Regions from separate parts of the Mus musculus genome. Here regions 2 and 3 are each linked to region 1. A link is a loop called in an ENCODE intact Hi-C map of the cell type or tissue named here. Cell type or tissue: gastrocnemius. All regions are shown on one strand.

Evidence for each region. Hi-C counts contacts between places; a loop is a spot of excess contacts. Peaks named below come from ENCODE experiments on the same cell type or tissue, not always from the same donor. Only the 100,000 strongest peaks of a DNase experiment are listed, where the experiment ranks them.
Region 2: a loop joins it to region 1, with 2.5 times the contacts of the local background. A loop is called at or near these places in 2 of 42 quality-filtered maps.
Region 3: it touches region 1 in a loop (1.8-fold over the local background); 2 of 42 quality-filtered maps call a loop at or near these places.

The regions. Positions count from the first base shown.
Region 1 is chr1:73,110,956-73,118,955 of GRCm38, reverse strand. No RefSeq gene overlaps it. Among named protein-coding and RNA genes, the nearest start is that of Gm29185, 25 kb to the left of the region's middle. In gastrocnemius, no CTCF peak of the experiment used is centred here; a DNase peak (open chromatin) is centred at 4,375; H3K4me3 peaks cover 1,292 bases; H3K27ac peaks cover 4,339 bases.
Region 2 is chr1:73,232,215-73,240,214 of GRCm38, reverse strand. All of the region lies in intron 1 of Gm29185 (a long non-coding RNA gene), which reads right to left. Among named protein-coding and RNA genes, the nearest start is that of Gm31197, 96 kb to the right of the region's middle. In gastrocnemius, no CTCF peak of the experiment used is centred here; a DNase peak (open chromatin) is centred at 3,093; H3K27ac peaks cover 2,411 bases.
Region 3 is chr1:72,942,070-72,950,069 of GRCm38, reverse strand. It overlaps Gm31047 (a long non-coding RNA gene), which reads right to left. Exons shown (of 5, transcript XR_001778985.2): 3 at 7,179-7,316; 4 at 1,509-1,681. Among named protein-coding and RNA genes, the nearest start is that of Gm31047, 7.0 kb to the right of the region's middle. In gastrocnemius, no CTCF peak of the experiment used is centred here; a DNase peak (open chromatin) is centred at 3,563; H3K4me3 peaks cover 490 bases; H3K27ac peaks cover 2,590 bases.

The DNA of each region.
Region 1 (8,000 bases):
GGATATGGTTACAGATTACAAAAGTTTTGTTACAGCTATAATAGCCTTTCACAAAGGCACAGCCCTCCAGAGAGCTGTATTTCATCTCTGCTTTCCCCACCACATAAGACAGAGGGCAAGGAGCTGAAAGGCAAGGAACTCATGAGGGAGCTGAGCAAGCTCTGACATCCCCGTGACACTCCCATCAAGCGGGACTGAACTGCACCCAAATGCTCTTGTCATAACAAGCTCTGGACCACATTCTCATCATGTGTTTATTTATTTATTTTCACACTCCCCTTGTTGGAGATGCGTTGCCTAGCAACCGGCTGTCATACTCTAAATAGACACACACACACACACACACACACACACACACACACACACACACACACACAAACACACAGAGTGGTCCACTTGAAGACACTGAGACAATATTTGAGTCTTTGATGAACTTGCTAGGACTAGCACATCATTACTTGGAAGAGGTAGTTCCTAGAATTCATATTAGTCAGAGTCACATCACAGGCAGTACCTGTGACTGTCCCTTGTGAGGCAGAGAAAAGCTTAGTGACAGGCAGGTAAGGGACTCAAGAAGGCAGGAGGTGGCCTTGCTTTGGTGGAAAATACTATATATTTAACTCCCTTAAGCAGGTAAGGCTTTTGGATTCAGTTACAATTACGATTCCTCCCCTCCCCCCACCCTTGGTATGGTGGAGGGGGGGCCAGGTCTGAAGGTATGATTCACTTCATAAAGAGCACAGCAATGTCTACTGAGGTAATTTTCCTGTTTGAAGGAATAAAAAGCAGGCCATGTTCCTCCTAGCTCCTTCATGTCACTTGCTGTGCATGAGAGCTAGGATTGTGTCTCTGAAAAGGACTGTAGTTTAAATATGAAGTCTCTCCCAGGGGTTCTTAGGTCACAGCAAAGTTCCTTCTTGGTGGTACTGTTTTTGGGAAGTCCTAGAAACGTTAAGAGGTAGAACTTAGCTGTAGGTAGTAGCTGACTGGGGTGATCCTTGGGATCTTTTGCTCCTGGCTCCATCCTGACTGTCCCTCAGCTTCCTCTCTGTCCAATAATTCTGCCACCATGAAGTTCTGCCCGAGTCCATGGAACCAGGATGTCATAAACTGAACCTGCAGAAACCATAGATCTAGAGCCACTCATCCCTAAACATCCTTCTATCAAACAGTTTGATCACAGCTTTCAGACCCAGCCATAGTACATCATCAGGAAAATAAGTGGCCCACGGAGGAGCTACATCCTAAAAGATCCAGCCGTTCCACCTCTGGAAAATTGACACTTGAACATTTTTGTCATAAAAATAAAATAAGTAAAGTAACTTAAGCCCAGTTTGAGGGGAAACACAGCATAAGCACACGACTTAATAGGTTGTCTTGGAGCATGATCAGTGCCAGGATGAAGATTCAGACCCTTCTATCTCTGTCTCCAGTCTTTGCAAGCCTGCTTCTTTGCACCTTTCTGCAGTTTTAGCAAGAACTGGGCATTTCTGGGTGCCACACTCTTGAAAAACCTCAGTGTGTCTTTTCAGTCATTTTTGTTTGCTTTCAAGTTATCAGCTGGAGAATCTGGGGCATTTGAGCTGAAGCTTTGACTGGGAGAAATTGGAAAAAAGAAAGGACAAAGAGAAAACGTGCCCAGACTGGTTTTCATCTTCTGACTTCCTTGGTTTGTTTTTCAAGAGTTACTCGGGGCTTCTACGAATGGGGTTGACTATTACCAAGGCAAGGGGCACTTTGTATGTATGTGACAATGCTGTCCGGGCTACTGGGCTCTCCTCCTCCCTGCACCTCTGCTGTTAGGACAGTGCTAACAGGTAGGCTGAGCAGGGAGGAGCCAGCCAAGTCCTCTTTCCCCAGAAGACAGAGAACTGGGTTTTCACTCCACAATGAATAGGAGACCCTGCTGGAAGAGCCTTTATCCCTATGAAGAACGAGACTGACAAGATAAAGGGAGCCTGGTAGTCCGAGGCCAGTGGCGAGGACCAGCACCTGTCTGTCCTTCCGGCATCCATTATTGGTTTGTTCAGCCTGAAAGCCTTCCTTTGCTTCTCAGGACCCCAGTTTCTCCCCCCAAGTCAGCCTGCAGATGTGAGCATCCATCTTACAACAGGCAGCATGTGGTCACACGTGTTTGCAGAGCTCTGAGTCCCCCAGGGAGAGAAAGCACCTGTGTAAACAGAGCAAGAGGCAAGATGTGCTTGTCAGATACACTCTAGGGAAGGCAGTGTCCCAGGCCGAAGCTCTGGTGGGGAGGAACAATGGCTACTCTGTTTGCCCAGCTGCCTCTCACCTTCCCTTCTATGGTACCCAGTGTTGGCCCCACCCAGTTTTCTCTGTTGAGGAGGGGGCACTGTCTACTAACCAGGGACTGTAAGAGAACACCAGTGCCTCATTTGGGAAACTCAAGATTTCATGAAATGAAGTGAAAATGTCTGACTATCTCTCTATGTCTGCCTTACTGTCCGTCTGCTTGGGGCAGAGGTGGGCTCATCTGATTCTCAGCCCTCCCTGGTTTTGCAGAGGATGCTTAGGAGATGATCCTACTCCCTCCTTCCTGCTACATACTTGATAAGATACTTGATAGACAGATGAGAGCCTAGCACTGTGTCTAACTTGCATGCATATTACTGTGCCCTGCCTGCAATGTAACTGTGTGCTATAGACTGAGAGTAAAGTGAGCTTCTGCATTTCTTTCAGTCTGGCTCGGACCCACGAGCCTTAACATCAGATTTGGTGATCCCAAACTCAGACTGACGGAGCATACTTCAATAAGCCCAGAGGACCAGCTTGTCTCTAAAATTGGAGCCAAATGCTATTTCTTTAGTCAAAACACTTAAAGTAACCGGTCTGCAGAATGTTCGTCTTTTTAGGAATCTTCAAGAATAATCCTGATGACACATTGTCAAGCCTTGACTGGCTTGGCCTACATAGCTCTCTGTCACCACCTGTCCCTTGGCTAGCTAGATTCCCAAATCACTACAGATCCACTTATTTGGTGAAAACATAAATTATCTAGGCAATCCAAAGTGAGTTCTCCTTATGTGTCAACCACCTAGAGATACAGACAATGGAAGCCAAGGCCCAGAAGGGTGGCTATCAGCTACCAAATGGTTTCTACTTAGTGTGGCTAGAGGAAAGGAAGAGGAGAACCTCAAGTTTTATTGGAATGAAGGAGATTAGAGTATGGGACTATGGATCTGAAGAGAATGGAGTCCTGCCAAGAGAGTATTGCAGCCAGTGAACTTGGCCTTCAAAGTTTTGCTCTTATCATTACTGATTCAAGACCAGCTATGAACGATGAGATCTCGCCAACACCAGTATAGACAGCATATGGAAAACTGCCTTTCTCTGAGGGTTATACACATACAAAGGCAAGAAAAAGATCTTTGACCTGTTTCCCTTAGACAAATTCAAAAGATAAAATGAATTCTTATTCCCTAGCCCAGGGACATGGAGCTAAGAGGCAAGAGATTTGTAGATCAGGCTGTGGGAATGTTCAGGTACTTTCGCCGGGGCACACATTCAGGTATTGAACACTATAAGGGGTCAGAAAAGTTTACAGTGTCAATTTCAAGTCACAGAACTTACTTCCATATTGTGACAGACCAGCCATCTCCACTCTCCATCCAGTTTTCTCCCTCCATGCCCCCTTAGCCTGGTCCCTGTGTTTCATGGATTTCTTTGCTCCCAATATCTCCAAATTGTTCTGGATTATATTGGCTGCACATTGGTTTGACGCAGCTTCAAGCTGCCCACTGCGTTTTCCATGGTCCTTCCAGGTTTCATCTCTGGTTTTCAGCTGTTGGTCTTGGCTGGGGTGAGGCACTTCCTGACTTTTTTCCCCTTGCACTCCCTCTACAGTTTTCAAATCTCCTCTTTCTCATCTTCATCTCTGTCCGTATGAACAGTGCAGTCTTCAACGATTCACCTAGGGTAAGGATGTGAGTCAGCACCCATGAGGGAAGCTGAATTCCTCCCTACTGGCAACTGAGCAGATTGGCCAGGAGGCATAAGAGAAAGAATGGATGTATCTTTCTAATTGTTAGAGACTAAGCCTTAGGACAAGTGACAGTCAGGAAAGAGAAACTTAACAGGGCAAAAGGGAGGGCAGATACAGACAAAAGATGAAGTAGGATTTATGACTGTGTAGATAGAGGAAGCAAAGTATGACCAAATCACACTTGAAATTTGAACCTTCTCTTGCCCACTTTAGATCTGAATTGTGGATCCCACCTTGAAGCCCTTTGGAAAGTCTTGAGAGCTCTCTACACCTGAGTTATACAGAGAAAGGGCTTAAAGCTTACAGGAGGTCAGCCCATGGGAAGAGCTAAAGAGAGACTTCAAGGCCATCCACCTTCCCATTTGGCACAGCGCCTCCTTGGAAGCTTCCCCATGGCAGTGGTACTGTGAACTTAAGGAAGCAAAAACTTAGGTCTGGCAAAAATGCACACACTCATGCAATAATAAGAATAAATACCTTATTATTCTCATTCAAAGTTAAAAAGAAAGACATATTGTTTCTCTTTGCCTCCTAGTCTTCCCTGAGGAAAAGTATATTTTAAAACTACCTTGGGTTAAATATGCTCTCTGTTCCCAAATTTATATCCACTTAGAACTTATGAAAGTGACGTTATTGACAAATAGGGTCTTTGTAGAAGGTGCAACTAAGTCAAGATTATGTTATAATGGATTAGGTTGGGTCCTAAAGTCAACATAACTGATATCGTTATCTTTAAAAAACAAAAGTAACCTGAAGGGGCTGAGAATATCTCTCAGCAAGTAGAGCCCCATGCCAGAAGCCTTGTTTTCAATCCCCAGCAACACGGAAATCGGGAGTTACTGAGAGAATGGCCTGTAATTCCAGTGCTTGGCAGGTCGAGAAAGGAAGATCAGAAGTTTAAGGCCATCCTTGTCTATATAGTAAGTTTAGAGGCAGCCTGGGCTACATGAAAGTGTTTTACACACACACACACACACACACACACACACACACACACACACATACATAGTAAAGAATGGAGAGATGGGGGAGGAGAAATGAAAGGGGAGTTTAAGCAAAATAAACAGATACACAAGAGGAAAGGTCAAGGGGAAAGGTCATGGAAGACCGAAATGATGTAGCTCTGAGCCAGGGAACACCAAGGATGCCAGCAACCATAACGAGCCTGGAGAAATGAGGAGGAGGAGCTCCTGACCTTTTGCCTTCGGAGGGAGCACCATGGCCCTGCTGACACCTTGACTTCAGACTGGGAGACTCCAGAACCATGAGAAAGCTGTAGAGTGGGCCACGTGATCTGGGAGGCTTTGTCGTGGCAACCCTAGAGAACTCAGCGGGTGACAAGAATCCTCTCAGTGGGCCACACTGGCACAGGGCTGATGAGGCTTCTCCAGACCTTGTCAGAAGATTGCTTTCTGACTGGGCCAGGATCAGGGTCCCTGAAGCCATGAAGCCACCATTTTGTTCTGCCGACTTCCTGATGGCCTGTCCCCTGCCTCTTGCCTTTTGTTAGGCATGTTCTTGGGGACTGCCTGACTGTGCGTCTGTTGCCTTTTAGCGCTGGATTTTATTTCGGTTTCTCATAAATATAGAAGTGCATTGGAGAGGAGCCTGCCTTGGCAGGCAGGCCTTTGGCAGTCCTGACAGCTTTGCATATCTCTCAAGTGAGTTATGAGTGGGGACTGGGGTTTCAGCCACCACTCCCTTGAGTCCTGTGGTCCCCCCCCCCTCCCGCCACCCAAAGAAAGCGACCTTTCTTCAACACAAGGCCTGAGGAGAAAGAGGAGGCTACAATATAACCCCTAAGTTCCCCCACTCCTCATAAAACTCTTCTTAAATGACAAAGAGAGTTCGAATGTTTGTTTATAAGAATTTTTTTTCTGGAAAAGAAAATCCTCAGCATAGCCTGATCCAGGGCTACTGGTTCATGGCTAAAAGAAAATGATCCTTACAAGGAAGCTGGAGAGATTGTACAAGTGTCAGAGCCTGTGAGCTCCAGATGGGTCCTCGAGCCAGCAGAATGTGCCCAGCCCACTGAGAAGTACAACTGGCCTTGATCTGACAGTGCAGTACTTTTCTTCCCCTGAGGTGACCTTGATATTCTCACTTTCCTAAATGAAATACGTGCTGATTCTATGAGCAGTGATCACCATTTCTCTGTTCTAGGCCCAGACACCTAGAACAACATGGCTGGAAAGAACCTGGGGACCCCTGGGGCCTGTGTTCTCCAAACCAGGGTGTGTATACCGCAGGCGTTGAGTAAGACTATCTACTGGGGTGTGGGAAGAAAATATTGAACCTTCTAGTTGTGTTTATTTTGTTTGAAAAAATTATGAAGAATTTTACCAACAGTCAAGACCCACAGGCAGCAGTAAATCTATACCACTTGTCAACATGGATATATTTGGATGTGAGTCTCTTAAAATTATTTGTGGTTGTAAAGCTTAATTAGGGAAAAAAATGCAGCCTATCATTCTCGAGGTTTTTAAAGTATGTGTTGGAGGGTGTGGAAGAGAAGGGCTTGAGTAAGTGGGGAGTCTATTCATCTCCCTCTGAGCCTTATCAAGCAACTCAATCCTGTTTTTGTATCTCTGATCCCTGAATGTAGGTGTTTTTGTGATAAAGCATATGTCACACACACACACACACACACACTGAACAAAATGACTAACCTATTTCAGTTGGGAGAGCTAAGAACCAGAAGAAAAGTGATTGCCCAGAGCCATGCAAGTCATTAGGGCCAGCGCCAAGGCTGCGACTCCCTCTCCAGTCCAAGTGCACTGTGTTTAAGATGGGACCATGTGTGCTCCAGAGCACGTTCTCTGTCTGGGTGACCTTACATAACCAGGCAGAACCAGAAGAGGGCTGGGCAAGATGGAATCTCCTCCTCCAGTAGCGATCAGCAACAGCAGAACGGGGCCAGACTGAACCTTGCTCCCTGCCCAGGATGCTTGTGTGAGTGGAGCCAGGGCTGGAACCCTCTGCCCCTGGCTGGATGCTCACATCACATGCTAACTTGCCTGTCCTTTCAGTGTGTCCCAAGGACTTCATCCACAGTGCACTCCTGAGAGGCCCTTCACCCTGATTTGAAATGGGGTTTGCTCCCATCTGGGTCTCCAGAGGTCACAGGGAGCAGTCTGCTTCATGAGCAGAACATACTGTCCTTGGAACTGCCCATTCATTCTCTGCCCACCACACTTGTTGCTACCAGCGCACAGGGTCCAGGGGCTTCCTTCTCTGTTTGATTTTAACTAGTGTGAGGAATATTGCTCTATGTAAGCCTGAAAGAATGGGGTTAAGGGATTGGCTACCATCCTTGATGAAAGTGTTTTGCATATTTATGAAACAACATGAAGAGGACATGAGGGTAGCTAGGTAGTACCTCTGCTGCTCACCAAGGGGGTCCTGTGAGAATCGAGAGTCAACAGAGATGTCTTCATACCCGAACTCCTTCTGGGTCCAGAATGGGTCTTAAATCTGCATGCCCAGTGCTTGGGAAATACTGAGGTATTTTAAAAATGTGAAGAGCAAAACTGAATGCTAATTCAGCTAATAAATGAATGAATAAGCTCAGGAATTAGGAGCTCATTTAAGATAGGCCAGGGAACTTCATTGTGCAAGTAGGCTTTGGCAGGTGGCTAAGCATCAGAAGAAGAGAGAATGTATTTTAGGTTGTGACAAGGTTCTTAGGCAGAGGGATGATGGGAACTAGAGAACCACTCTGCTGGGGAAGCAGCATTTCAGGAAGGTGAGCTGAGGGGGAGGGCTGAGGACACAGTTCAGTGGAGAGTGCTTGTCTAGCTTTGTGAGACCCTATGTTGAATTCTCAGAGCTGCAAAACACACTGTGAGTTGAGAATCAGCTGTGGCTCCCTCTCTCTCCATTAGTGTTTTTTGCTCAGAAATCTCCAGCCTGACTCTAACATTGGTTCTCTACCTCCCTAATGCTGTGACCCTTTAATAAAGGTTCCTCATGCTGTAGTAATCCCAAAAATTATTTC
Region 2 (8,000 bases), 120 kb before region 1:
GCTTTCGGTAACAATGCAGCACACTGTTTTCCTTCATAGAAATCCCATGGTCCTGGCATCTCCAACATTTTGGGGTCTCAGTTGCAACTTAGGCAAGCAAAGCCTCCCCAGCCTCACCCACAGCCCACTCAGGAGATACCCACAGGGAATTCAATCCTTCCTTGCAGAACCCGGCCTCACATCTTTCCTGAAACCATGGTGCAAGCCTTCATGATCTTGTTACTCTTGTACTTTGTTTGCCTTCAAAATCAGCACGTGAGGGATGCTTCCAAGCTTAGCTGCCAGCAGATGATATAGCCTAGCCCTAGGTCACCGTCTTTACAGAAGCCTTGGAGTGGCTGAGCCTAGGAAAGCATTTCCTTAGGAGGTTGTCTTCCAGCAGGAGACCCTGTAGTAGACAGCTTGGGTACTCTCCTTTCAGATGAATGTGCCCTTTCATGCCCTGGAGCCCTCTGTTATGATGTCTTGCCTACACTTGTCCTCCTATAGAGTAAGGGTTTTCTTTTAGCCCAATCCCTTTAACAACTACAGCTGCTCCATCAGCATCTTTTCTGGCTATAATTTGAATTATGTTCATATTCAATTCCTTGCTACTTCTCTATTTTTTTGTATCTGCCCTCCTCTTTTTTTCCCATTTCTCGTGTAAAATCTGACTAAAGGTAGTGAGTACTAACCCCACCAAGGCTTGTGTGTTATGCTGTTTTGAAATTCCTCTGCCGAGTAACCTAATCCATTATGTCAGAAGTCAGCTTTTCTCAAGTTCTCAGGGCATGAACAATACACAGCCAGATTCTTTGCCAAAATCCAACATGAAAGTCTGCTAGCCTTGTTACTTTTAGAGTCCTCATTCTGCTCTGAAAACATAAGCATAGTATTTGCTGTTTGCATTTGCATCAGTAATTTGGTCTTCCATGTCCCTACCTGAATGCCCCATTAAATTCTGCTCCTCTAGCCCAGAGCTCCAATCTTTTAAATTCACCTTGACTTTGAAAACCAGTTCCAAGTCATCCGTTCCAATCTTTTCACAGCAATATCCCAACTTTGAAGTATTAATTTTCTATTTTCTTATTCTTTTTGATGTGAACTAACTGGCAAGAAACAAAATAAGGAAAGCAGGATTTATTTTGATCCACTGTGTGACAGGATACAACCTGTTATATTATGGAAGGCATGACAGTGGGCCACTCCATAGCAGTAGCAATGTATGGCAACTAGCTGCTTAGCATAGCAGAAGCAATGAGAAACAGTGGTGTTGCTTAGCTTTCTCTTTTTCTTCTGTTCTTCCACTTAAGCCTCAGGCCAAGATGTGGTGATGCCCACAGTCAGGGTGGCTCTCTGAAATGTCCTCCCATGCATACACAGAGGTGTGATTCATTCTCCTAAGTGATTCTCACTTCAGCTAAATTGATGATAAATGATGACCAGCACAGAAGAGTCTGGGGTAATAGCACTTCTGTCTGAAAAGCACAATCCCTAGATGTGCTTGAAGCATCACTATCATCTCTCCTGCAATTTAGTGGGAGCTAGAGAAAATACGTGCCTGGAAATGATGGCGTGTGCAGCTGCAGCGTGCTTGCATATCATTTGATATAGCACAGGCTTTCCTTTAGATTACACGGACCTTCTAAACTAATGGTGCTCAAGATCTGTTACAGTTTTTCTTGAGCCAGTATGAAACACAGAATGTAAGGCTCCCTGTTTTAGCCATTCTCACAGAGGAAGAACCTGGCCAACAGCTAAATGAAGACAATGTATATAAATGCCAAATGCCGTAGGTGCTTCAAACAGAAAGTCTATTATAAGCAAACTGACCATTATTCTTTGCCTCCCTTGACTCTATAAAAAGTGGATCCTAATAATATAACACTGTAAATTCAGTTGAAGCCATAATACTGATAATAAAATTAATTTTATACTGATTGAATAAATAAAAGTGACATGTGAGAAAGGAAATGCTTTTACTTAAAGAGTCAACAGAGTGAACAAGTTCAGACAGCTCAAAATCACTTATAATATACATTGGATCTATAATATTATCTAACAAATTTTAATGTCCTGGCCTATAAAGTAATTGCCATAGCTTGGACAATCCGTTGGTACCAAAAAGTAAGAAAGTTCCAAGAATAAATAACCCAGGCTGATGGGAATGCATCCAAAGGATACAGGAGCCAAAACAGGAGGTTCCGGTATCAATATCCTATAACGAAATAAGTTGAGCACAAAAATAAAGAACATAGTATTAGGTTATAGCCTAGAGTATAAAATAAACCTCCAAGGATCTATACCAATATAAATAATGATTGGATAAATAAATAATAAGGAGAGGAGAGACTAATATTCCTTGCAGTATTTAATTTGTCTATTCCCTTCTCCAGTAGATTAATGCTCCCATTCTTGCTCTCCTGTGTGGGCTGCACTTTACAATTGACTTCCAAAAGGTAGAGTATGGAAATGAGAAACACAAAGTCTGGGGAACACTGAATCCAGTCAGGCAAACAAGCTCGACCTTGCCGATGTTGATAGCATTAGCATATGCGCTATTGACAGGGATGTCATTTCAGTGGTATTGAGATGCTTAGGCAGGGGAAGAGGCATAAACTTAGGGTAGTGTTGGCTACATAAGTATAAGACCCTATGTCAAAACAAAAATTTCAGCTCAACATAGGCTACGTGGTTTCCAGTCCCTGGAATTTGGGGATGATACCCCAGTTCCTTCTTACAGGGTTTCCTTCAAGCATCTGATGGAAACCCTGAGTAGAGTGGCCACAAGGATCCCAGCCACAGACTGGGGTCGGGGTACAAAACAGTGTGTGCTATGCTGTCCTCGGCTTCTGCACTCTTTGATACCCCTACAGCAGAGGCAGTAGCAGCCCTCTCTAGCCTCTCTCACATTCTGTAGTTAAGATTCCATAAACATGTGTGCCCTCTGATCTATACTTTCCACTGAGCCAGGAAAATTGGACTGGCATAAGGTGATAGCTTGCTATCAGAAGCCTGTCTGCTCATCTCTGATCTGACCTGTCTAGACAGAGATTCCAAACCCGAGGCTGCTGATCAATTCTAGCAGCCTAGGAAGGGGAGCTATCCTCCCTGGGGGGTTGAGTGACATCAGAATGGACAAGCAAGGGGAATCATATCACCTACTTTCCAGAGGAAATTTAAAAATAGCAGCAACCTCCTTCTGTTGGCAGAATGGTAACCGTGTATCTAGGCCATCTCAGGATGTAATCTATCTATTGTGACTTGTCCTGTAGGGAGTCACAATATTTTATACTGAGTGTGCAGAACATGAAAGCAATTGGGCGGTTGTCAACCTGCCTGGTAGATTTTGAGAAGTTTGTATTTAATTGGAATCGTAGGCTCTGATTATTTGGTTTAGCTGTCAAGACTGAGCCATTCAAATGTAACATCAGAGTTGGTCATGCTCCACTTTAACCTGAGCTACAGAAAAAACAGAGTGTTGTGTACTCATTTGTTTGTTCGTTCATTCATTTACTCATTCATTCATTTGACACCTGCTACTTTCCAGACATGACACTGGGCTCTGGGGTCTCAGGATCCATATGAAATGTTGTCTTTTTGAGACGGCTCACAGGCCTGGGCTCCAGTCCCAGATGTAACCTGAATAGCTGCACATGTTATAGTGATGCCTTGGCCTTTTTCTAGGTCTGACTCTTATTACATGAGATGAGACTAAGTGTTTTTGCTAGGGATCGATACCAGTTTATATCATTATGTAATGCTAGCATCATCCAATATAACATAGATGTGCTATCACCTTCCACAGAACAGATGCTGTGTTTTGTACAAACAATATGAACAGACATTGTCTCACCAGATTTTGGTGCTGTGGAGGTAAGATCACTAGGATCTGAGACCTAATGTATTACAGTGGCAAACAGGTGACACTGGATGAGGGAACAGGCCAGCTCCTTGGAGGAAAACTGAGTTGATTCTTTGAGGCTAAGGAGGAAAGAATTATCAGACTGAGGTACTGAGAGAAGAAATTCCAGGAAAATGAGAGATTATAAAGAAAAAAAACAGGACAGGAGGCAGGAAAAATGCTGCTTATATTAGAAAATCATATCCTGGCTAATATCACTGAGAGTATGGGAAGGAGAGACCAAAACTGACAGGGTAGGAAAGGAGTGTAACAGGAGAAGACAGGCAGGGGGTGGGGGGGGGGGACACATGATAATACGGCAAGAGTTACAAATAGAACAGGGTAAAAACACCATAGCATGCACAAAGCTGTGGCTCTGATCTCCAGAACTGCATAAAACAATGAGTTGCTGCCACAGGTCTCTAAGTCAAGCACTCAGGAGGCAGAGATGGGAGGATCAAAAGTTCAAGGTCATCCTTGGCTAAAAAGAGATTCAAGGACACCAGAGCATGAAGAACTTTGTCCCCCGTGCCTACATGTCTGAACCCACGGGCTTCAGCAATCACAGAGAATTGTAAAGAGCAGGAAGGTGAGGTTGGAAGGGAGCAGTAAGGAACGAGCCACATATATTTCTGGGTGTTCAGAGAAGGCAGCATAGAGATCTGCTAACAAAGTCTAGACAGGGGTCTTCTTCCTTTCCCTTGCTGTCTGGACTCCCTCGATTTTCTTTTCTTCTTTGGAGCCGCCAGGAATCTGTGGGACATTTGCAGGCAGGAAGGAATGCCGTGCTGGTGGCCCATGGCTAGGCAACAGGCAGATGTGGTTTTGTGACTCTAAGGAGCTGGTGGCATCCATTCCTGTCAGAATTCCTCACAGTTAAGACCACATTGCAGCCCGTAAGAAGGCTGAGACTGCCTGGAAGTGACTCGTCAAGGATGGCATGATGATACCAGACCCTAAGAATCTAAACTACGTAGTTAGCTGAACACCATCTTTAACAAAGCTGCTTTCTTCTTTTCTTGTGTGGCTTTGACTAAATGGGAAGGGCCAGACTTGTTCGTTGCTAGTACCAGTCTGTAGAATAGTTGTTCAGGGTCTTGTGATCTCCTTACATTCCTGAGACTCTCAGTACATGAACCTGAGCTAAAAGTGTTTCCAACACAGGCCAAAGAACCAAATGGGAGCTAAGGGACATTATTAGAATACATGAAAAGGTGGCCTTAAACTTTCTCCATGAGTAAATTTCTCACAAAGGGATGGCACGGTGGAGAGAAGCTGTTTACCTCACAGCAGGAGGGAAACAGAGAAGAAAGGCATAAAGGAGCCAGAGTGAAGATGTACCTGCAGAGGCGCATTCCCATCCTCTCTCACAGTCCCATCACGTCTCAATAAACTATTGAGGTTCTGGATCAGGTTCAGATTAAAATTTAGATTTGATCAAAGCCCTCATGATCAAATTACTTTCCAGAATCCCAAGGACTGGAACCCAAGTGGCCAAAATCTGAAACTTCAGAGGACATCTTAGATGCAAATGCCAGTCACCTCCACATGCATAAGAAGCCTACCAACTGAAGAGTGCTATGGCAAGACCAGCCAGTGAATGCCAGTCTGGGTGACCTTCCAGGTGGGACTTAAAGTCCTGAGCCAGATTGCCTGGGGATGGGGAGACACATCCATTCCATCACCAGTAAGCTTTGCAGCCCTCAAGCCACGAGCCAATCATGTCTCTTTGGGCTTAGGTTTCCTCATCTGCAAAGTGGGATAAAAAGTACCTATGCCTGAGGATCCATAGCCACAGTGAGTAGGTGAGGAGCCTCTTCATTGGGTTCCCATAAAAATCTATACAGTGTAAATGAAACTGGAAAGCTCACACAGCAGCTCATAAAGAACTACAAATATTACATGTCAATCTTTTGGGGGAAAAATTAATGGAACAACAAAAACAGCAAAGATAAAAAGATGCTTTTTTGTTGAACCCCATAGAACTCAGGCTTAATTTAGTAAGTTAACTGGATACAGAATGAAGTTTCTAAAAGTAAACTTGAGGAGGAATTCTTAAGAGAGTAACTCAGAAATGAGAAAAGCAGCGTCCTATCAGGTGAGCCCACAGACACTCAGTTTGGCCCAGATAGGGGCCATGGGCTGTGGCTGCACCAACCTGCTACAGTTTAAAACCTGGCCAAGCAAGTCCGAGTGTCTCTGACTTAATCCTCCAAACTCTGCAGAGCAGTGGCTCTTCTCTATGCCCTACCCAGGTCTTTTTATTTAAGACTGAGTTCCCCCTGGGCTCCAGGCCCAGTCTTCCAGCAGTGGTAAACAGCATTCTGTTTCAGGTTTCTAGAATGCTGTGTCTCACCTGGGTCCTGTCCCTGCTAAGTTCAATATCTCTGTACTTTCTTGGTTTTGTTTTGTATGAAAATTCCTTTGAACCACAGCTGTCAGGGGCCTAGAGATTTCTGTTCTTTTCTGGACAAACTAGAGAGATAGTTGCAAGTTAACTATTCTCCTCATAACAATCATGGTCCATTGGATTCAATCACTCATTGCAGGAACCTTCATATCTCAAAAGTCATGTCCATAATTAACAAAGAAATAGACTCCTGGTGAGAGGATGGATGGCCTCAAAACTAACATCACTCTTGAATATACACTGATTCATGTGTACCCAAACATGCATACATACACACACACACACACACACACACACACACACACACACACTCACATACACACACCTCTTCACATCCAATTTTAACAAGTGGAAGACAATAGTTTCTGATGTAGATAGTTTACTTACGTATAAATTGAGAAACGACCAGTTGGTAGTTACATAACATTTTCTACCTTATGCTATAAAGAAATGAAGCACCTGTCAACTAAGCATCAAGCCCATCATAAGGATAAAGACCTGAATAAGTCAGCGAGGGGATGAGTCAAGACAGGAGATTTTATAGAGTGACACATGAAAGTTTTGATCCAGTCCAGAAGAAAAGAACCCCTGGCATTTTAGACTCAATCGTTTAGGTCTTGGTTAATAGACAATGAATGGGGCTTAGAGATGCTTGAGTCAGCAAAGTGCTAGCCATGCAAGCATGAAGGCCTTAATTCTGATGCCCAGAAACTACATAAAAGCTAAGTGCAATAGCATCTGTCATCGTAGGGCTGGGGCAAGGAAGATAGGAGGATCCTTTGGGGCTTGCCAACCACCTACTATCCTAGGTGAATCAGTGAGACTGCATTCAGAAGGAGGATCTGTTTCAAAAAAGGAAGAAAGAAGGAAAGAAGAAAGGAAAGAAAGAAAGAAAGAAAGAAAGAAAGAAAGAAAGAAAGAAAGAAAGAAAGAAGAAAGGAAGGAAGGAAGGAAGGAAGGAAGGAAGGAAGGAAGGAAGGAAGGGAGGGAGGAAGGAAGGAGAAAAGAGAGAGAGAAGTGAGTCAGAAACACACCAGCCTCTATCTCTGACATACATGTGTACACATACACACAGACATACACATACACAAGCACACACACATGCACACACATTCATGCCTGTGCACACCCATGTGCACAAACACACAAAGAGACTATGAATAGACATTGCAGATAAATAGCACGGTCTGACTAAGCCTGAATAATAACCCTGACCTGAAGAGAGAATCTGCATGCATGTTATTTTGCTTTTGTTTTGGTTGCTCTCAAAACTACACACCCACACATACACACATACTATTTCCTATTGCAAATGATGCCCTGGGGAGCCCGAGAACATCTGTGTGTTACAAAAGGGAGGAGATAAGCAAGTGACTATTTTAAAATTACAGTTGGAAAAAATAGAACTCCAGATGAAATTTGAGATAAAGTTCCAAATAAAGTCTTATGATTTGTGGGTCCTACATAAAATAAAAGAACCCCTAAATAGCATGGTATTGGCATAAAACAGACACATGGGCCAATGGGAAAGAACCTTGGTGGAAACCTGCACCTCCCCAACCTGCCGAGTCTCAACAATGGTGCTAAGAGCACATCAGAAAGAGTGGCCTTTGGAAAATTGGGTAACCTCTTGGAGGAATGAAAGCAGACTCATGTCTCACGTACTACACAAACTACTCAAAATGAACAAAAGACTTAAAATGTAAG
Region 3 (8,000 bases), 170 kb after region 1:
GAGAAAATAGAGGCAGGACTAGCAGAGTCTACAAAGATAACTTTAGTGGGAGGAGAGAAAAGGAGATATTCTGAGGCCCTACTTTCCCCGGTCAAGCATATTCTAGACAGGATGACGGCACGGGTGTGCTTGAAGCTCCTCAGAGATCATGGGCAACTTCACAACTTCTACTTAGGCCCTCCTCGGGTCCTGTACAAAGGTATATGGCCACATCTGAACTGCCAAAGGGGATGGATAATGGATGGGTAGGTAAATTAATAAGTGGGGAGTAGATAGAGAGACAATGGATAGAAGGAAGGAAGGAAGGAAGGGAGGAAGGGAGGAAGGAAGGAAGGAAGGAAGGAAGGAAGGAAGGAAGGAAGGAAGGAAGGATAAATGTGTGAGTGGATGGATGATGGATGGATAGATAGATGAATGATGGTTGGATAAATGAATGTTTGAATGGTAGCTTGATAGATGATGGATGAGTAGATAATAATAATGAGGTGGGTGGATAAATGGATGGATGACAGATGGATAAATGGTGAGTAAATGAACACACTCATGCTTACATAAAGGATAGGTGGATATATTGGTGAGTGAATAGATAGATCAATGGCTTGGTAGGTGTTGCAAGTGGATAAGTAGTTAGCTGGGTGGGTGGATGAATGGAGTACTTTCATATGTAAATGGAAGGGTGGGGAGGTAAACAGACAGGTGGGTAGGTGCTGTGAATGAGTGGATAAATAGATGACAGTGGGTGGGTGGGTGGATGGATGGATAATGGATGGATCGATCGATCGATCGATGGATGGAGAACAATCTAAGGCAGTTTCTTAAATCTACTCTTGTTACTTGCTTTGGTATGCCAGGCACTGTATACTGAAAAAATAAATCTTGCTTTCATTGTCAGGAGGGATCAAATACATCTTTTCCTCTGAGTAAATGAGAATACTCGGAACCACCAAATTTACCTTTAGGTCTCTTATTAAAACCACTTGGTCAGTTATGCCCACCACCTCCCATCCATCAGTCCATCTGTAAAGAGGAAGGGCAGGGCAGTCAAAGATACGGGGAACAACAGCAGTGGGCGGGACATGGACTAAGCAGCCTACGTGAAGAGAGATGTCTCGGACACTGTTTCTCAACTAGGAGAAACAGCGCTCAGACATAGTGCCTCCCATCACTAAGACAACAACTGAGGGTACAAAACATGGTTGCAGCAAAGCACCTCCATGGGGCGTGAGTTCCAGAGCCAGTGTCTCATGAGAACAAGGTAACCTGTTGATTCCTTCCACTGGTGAATGCATCTGCCTCCTGCTAGCTCAATGACCTGTTTCAACTCCCAGGGAAGCCGTGAATGACAGCACCAGTACCAGGCTCAGGTTCCCGTCACCCCGTGCAAAAATCTAACTTACTCATTCTATCCCTGTTCTAAAGCCCTGTTCTTTAATGTCCACTGTAACTCCATTGCCACATGCACACTCTGGCTACCGACTGTAATAAAGCAACTGATGGTGAGAAGTTACCTCTTATATCCACCACTCAGAGACAAAGGCAGAGGAGCACTGGGGAAGAACTATAAAGGACATTTGTGACAGCTGCATTTTTACTTCTGGAGCTGATCTGCAGGTAGAAGATGACAATGCGCTGTGCTGGGCAGGAACCACTGAGGAGAAAGTCCTTCCTCTCGCTAACTGCCCTGAAGGAAAAAAGTAATCAGTGACCATTGGCGCTGCAAGAACCTGGGGAAACAGCCCAGTCTCCTCGGAGCCATTTCTCTTCCTCTGGAAGCCTGCAGGACAACTGGAGAGAGTAAACAGAACCAAGACACAAAAGAAGCCCCATTTCTGCATGCCCACATTACATGAAGTTCTTGAGGGGGGTTTGAGTGAATAAAGTTGAAGACGCCCTCCTTTAAAACATAATTTTTTTATTTAATTAGATGAAATTGTATCTGTTATCATTCGTACCTCCTATCTCTGTCTTTGCTTATTTTATCTTGCTGTTCCATCAGCCTAATTGTGGAGGTTCAACCTTAGATGTCAAAAGGCAGAGGAGAGAAAGACAAACCAAGAGAAAGGCCAACAAACTAAAAGAAATAGTAGACTTTTGTGTCTAGGAAGCATCATTGAGAGACAAAGGATAGGGGTCTTGGGTGAACTAGATCTGAGCTCAAATCCCAACTCTATGATTTTCTACCAGTCATGTGGATTGGAGCAAGTTACTTAACTTTCCTGACCCTAGCATAATTAATTATAAAATAAACCAATTGGTGCAATGTTTGAGATGGTAATGTATATTGGAAAAAGACAATAACAAATTCAGAAGGCTAATGGAAACAAGCCAGTCTTGATCGTAACAATTCTGAAGAAAAAAAAAAAATGGGGGTGGGGGTGAGGGAGACAGGCATAGTGGAAAGTTTTTTTTAAAGGGGGGGGGGGGTCATGGGGATGCTGATTTGACAGGAGAGGAGACAGTGATGTTTGATTTGTTTTTATTTGTTCTGTTTTTGAGACAGGGTCTCACTGTGTGTGTTCCAGGCTGTACTAAAACTTATGCAGATCAGGTTAGCCTTGAATCACATAGGTCCACTTGTCTCTGCCTTCTAAGTGCTGGGATGAAAGGCATGTGCCACTGTGTCCAGCCCATGGTGGTGGTTTTTTTTAAAAACTGTCAAATCCCTTTCCCATCTTGGACTCAGTTAAGTAACAGACTCCCTGAAACTTTCTAACTCTCAGAGTCTGAGATAAGCAGGCGCCAGCAGACAGCTAGGCTCCTGCAGTCACTCTGATGAACTCTAATCACACCTCGTATTGAAAATGGCTCATAACTATCTCTGTCTTACAACGTACTACATGCAGGTTTGGATGAGGGTGAAGACTTATGTAAACTCTATATGGTAAGCACTGCTTATCTTGTACACTGATGGAGGGTGGGTGCCTGTGTTCAAGAGCATGTGTTTGTACATGTTCCTGGGGATTGAACGCAGGGCTTCCCGAATGTTGGACAGGTGTGCTACCCCTCCAGACCAAAGCTTCTGATTTGAAAGCTTTGGAATATAAAATACTATCCTTAAAGAGTCTCATCACAAATATTCCACAGCCTAGAGCTCATATAATGATGTAATAAGTGGATCATCAGTAGCTCAGAAGTGAGGAAAAAACAAAAACAAAACAAAACAAAACAAAAAAAAACCAGAGGAACCTGTCATTTCACCCAGCCTGTCCGATTTTTTAACAACAGAAGAGAAAAGCTAAGTCACCAGAGGGCCGATTAAGTGTCCTGTGTCCTTTGTTGCTAAGGTAGAGTGATTAGAATAGGCGCTAGTTCCAATGCATCCTCAGGAGGGAACATTTCTTTCTCTGCATGGATTACAGATCTAGTCAAAAATAGAAAACCATAGGCGTTTTATCTTTTGACTCTGGTCTGACTCTCAGCAAAACAACCAGGTGAAATATTGTCAGTCGACTTCAGCCCTCCCTTCCCTCATCATGCATCCAAGCCAGCAGATGGTTATTAATAAGCATCTTCACCTGCCTCTGCCCTGGGTTCTGTGCACAGGGAATGACCTCTGACCCCTGACCCCTGACCCCTGACCCCAGACAAGCTCAGGCGCAGGCTGGCTAAGCTACCTCTAGGCAGCAGGGGGAATGCAGAAGCAGCAGTTAGGGAGAGAGGAAGAGGCAGAGGAAAAAGCCACCACAGGGCTGAGTGGTGGAGACCAACCATATTTTAAAGAGACAGGCTAGCCGGGAGCAAACTAACAAATTCATGCGGGACAGTCCTCCTTACACCACTCACTGCCTTAAGCACAGCTTTGCCTTGGAGACCCAAACTGTTCTAAACTTGAGTTCAGATGGAGCCTGACTCCCTCAGGAGAAACCAATCAAATCCTACAACTGCTTCATTGATTCCTAGAGACTGATAGTGGCCCGGTAAGGCTAATGATTTTGAAATCATTGAAATCAGTTTTCATTTAGAATTACTTAAACAAACAAACAAACTCTGCACCCCTCCGCAGAAGGGCCCTACCCTGCCTTGTACACCGCTGACCACACCCACCATGGCTCTACCTAGTGGGATTTTTTGGAGAATCCCTAACACCAAATACAAGGTAGGGGAGGGGCATACGGGGGCTTTCTTGTGGATGTGGTTTGCCAGGAGACAGCTGCAACCCCAGGCTCTGCTCTGTTTGTGAGTGTAACAGGGAACTCCGAACTCCAGTCTGGAAAGATCAAATTGTGTTGTAATAGCCACCCCAGGAGGCATGGACGCGTTTTTTTAGGGCACTATTTCACGGTAGAGGGACCATATACATGTCATGGACGCTTCTGCGTCCCACTGTTTCCCTCCAACCGCTAGGATCCTATGTTTCCTAGACAGAAGCCCAGCGACTAAGAAAGCAGAACCTACTCAAAGTCCATGGAGGTCCCTAACCCAGTCCCCAGGAAAAGAGGTGTCTGGAGTCCATTGGATGCCTGCTCTCTCCTCCCCGCCCAGCCTCACACCCACTCCCCTGGGGAACTAAAACAAACAATACTTTAGAAAAGTCCTTGAAAGAAAAGGGCGGAGTCGGGACCTTCTTGCTAAAGTAGTCCCCACCTGTCCTTCGGCTCTGCCCTCCCCCCAGCGCGCCCACCCTGTGTGCCCCCTCCCCCCCTCCTCCTTTTTTTCTTTTTCTTTTCCCCTTTGTTGCTCAGTTTTTAAAGGGCAGAGTTGACAACTCTGGCTTCAGCAAAGCCAACCGTGAAGCCAGACAGAATCAGCTTGGAGCTGCTGACCTAAGTGTTCCGCCCCTCCTCCACCCCTGACCCAGCCTCCCACCCCAGGCTGCACGTGGCTGCGGGAGTGGGGAGGGGAGAGAAAGGGGGAAAGAAGGGCAGCCGCACCCTTCTTCGGTCACCGTTCTCTGGCTTCCTGGGAGATTATGACACCTTAGGAAGAAAGGTAGGATGCCAGACAGCACAAAAGAGAACTCCCAAAGTCTCACTGAGAGATGCTCTCTATTGAGGACTGCCTCTGTGGAGAGCCATCAACCCGATACCACTATGCTAAAAATAACTTCGCCAGAGCTTGGGATGTAACTGGGTTCGTAGAGTGTGTGCCTCACACTCGTGAGTCCCTGGGTTTAGCCCCTAGTATCTCATTAAAACCCTGTGTAGCAGCGCATGCCTATAATCCCAGCACTCAAGAGAGAGGGGCAGCGGGATCAGAAGTCCCAAGTCACCCTTAACTATCTGAACTAGAAACCCTTCCTCAAGCAAAACAAGACAAGAACAAGGAAAGACTTCAGGGCCTTAGAGGAAGTAAATTCCTTGCTCACATTCAAAACTGGAGAAAGGGCCTGGTTTTTCTGGTTTTTCTTACACTAACTGGAACCTGTATGGTACCATTGCTCTAAGACCTGAGATGGCTCTGTAAAGTCTAACATTTTCCCCTCTTAACTACAGTTTGTATTTTGAGCAAATTGCAGATTTACATGCAGTAGTGAAAAAATTATAAGCCAGACCCTGGTGGTTTTGTCCAGTTTCCTCCCAGTAAGAAGGTCTTTGGAAACTGGGTAGCACGGTGTCACAGCTGGGATATTGTTGCCTATTGTGAGAGGACTATTTCCAGCATCAGATCCCTCCCTCCCCTCCCACAGCTACATCCACGTCCCTCCCACACACCCACTCCTCCATCCCCATGAGTTGCTGTTTCGTTATTATAAATAGAATCACATGTGACCTTTTTGAGGTTGCTCATTTGCTGGGTTGGGACTATCTCTCAGTGGTACAGGGCTTGTCTGGCAGGCAGGAGGCCCTAGGTTTGATCTTTAGTCCTATCTTAAAGGAGGCTGCCATTCTTTCAGCATAGTTCACTAGAGATTAGCCCAAGTAGTTGTCAGTAGCTTATTCTTTTGGATGGCTTAGCAATATTCACTCTATCATGTGAATGGATGGCAGTCGGGTTAGCCATTCACCTGCTGGAGGACTTCTGGGCTGCCTTCAGGTTTAGGGGGGAGGGGTCCTATCCACATTTGTGTCCTTATCTAATTGAGTCTTCTTTCTCTGTGGTAATTGTCCATGAGCAAGTACCTGGATCTTATAAGAATTGCATGTTTAATGAGGCACCTTTTAAAACTCTTTCCCAAAACTGCTTTTGATGTGCCCCTCCCCCAGGTGGCACCTTCATCATTAAGGAGTCTCAGTATAACCAGCCCCATCCATTCAGGAGTCTGAGTCCACAGATTTAATGTATGAGTATCCACCAGGGCTGGAATTCAGAGAGATGAGTGTGGGATGTCTCTCTTGCCCCTGGAGCTCTCTCTGCAAATTCGGGCAAGTGGTGGTTCCTTAGCCTACCAGTGAGGGGGCGTTTTTGTCTCTCTGATAATGAGCTAGAGAAAGGTGGGCCCTGGTGAGGATGGAAGCAATCCAGAGATGTGATCAAGAGGGCAGGCCCCTTCCTGAAGAAGCAAAAGAGAAGTGACAATTCTTTCAAAGGAATGAATCCGAATCCCCCAGGGAATGTTTTCAGTGCTCACAACATACGCATTCCACGCCGTCCAGACTGTCCTAACTCAGTGAAGACCACAGCCTAGAGAGCCTATATATTAGAGCATCAATGTCTTAGTTAGGGTTTTTTTTTGCTGTGGAGAGACACCATGGCCACAGCAACTCTTACAAAGGAAAACATTTAATTCGGGCTGCCTTACAGTTCAGAGGGTTATTAGTCCATTGTCACCATGGCAGGAAGCATGGTGGCAGGCAGGCAGATGTGACACTAGAGAGGGAGCTGAGAGTTCTATATCAGGATCAGTAGGCTGCATGAAGAGAGAGGGATCCTCTAGGCCTGGCTTGAGCCTCTGAGACCTTGAAGCCCACCCCCAGCAGCACATTTCCTTCAATGATGCCACACCTACTCCAACAAGGCCACACCTCCTAACAGTGCCATTCCTATGAGCCTATATAAGCCATTTTCACTCAAACTACCACAATTAGCATCAACACATTGCCTCACTAACGTGCAAATATAAGCATATGAAACACTCCTCTTGTGTATATGTGGTTATATGAGCACACACACTTTTTTTATTATTATATTTTCCATCCATTATCTTACCTCAAGTTAGAATTTGGCATGGGACTGTAACTACAACGTTTTCTAACTTACAGGATTCTTCTAATGGTCTCCACCAACTAAGTCTCCCTTACCTTGAAGCAGGATAGAAAGACAAGACTATAGGGGGGAACTGGAGGTGGGGAGGCTTCTAGGAGATGTTGAGACAGGTTCAAGCTGTGTAGTCCAAGCTGCCCTTGAAGCAATCCTCCTGCTGTGTAGCTCCCCTGTTTCTGGAATCAACGCAGACAAAGAAAATTAAGGAAGCATAGGCAGAGATAGGAACTCTTTGTCCTTGCTGGCTGAGATTCAAAAAAGACGATCATAAAAAAATGTTAAGTGTAAGTTTCTGCTTGAGTCATGTGATACACACTCACGTGGTGAGGCCGACTCACGCCGTGTTTTGCTGAAGCAGGACCCACGGGAGAACACATGATGCTTGGAGAGAGTATAAATAGGACTCAGCAGACAGTGATGGCATGCTTGCATAGCTAGCTTTGCAATGCTTCGTCAGTCTCATGTCTTTGTGCTGATCTTCTCTTTGTTGAGAGACACTCAGCAAGGAACTTATCCTAGTGTCCCTGCTAGTACTGGTCACTCCCACTGACCAGTGCCAATTTGGCCGAGGCCTGGCAGATTCTGCTAGATCATGGCACCACTGCTGACTTGTGTTTGCTATCCTACTGAACTGGACTGTTGGTATCCTGACAGAGATTGGAATCGCCCCCAGAAACTACTTCTAAACAGGTCCACATCCCCTGTCCTAGTTACTATCTTTTCTCCCCTTCCTTTGGTCGATGTGACTAAAAGGGGGGTTGAAGTGTTTGAGAACCTTTTTAAAGTAGGTTTTGAAAATCTAAGCCTACTAAAACCCAACACAGTGGAAGTTTTCTGGGTTTAGAAGATTTAGGAGTTCA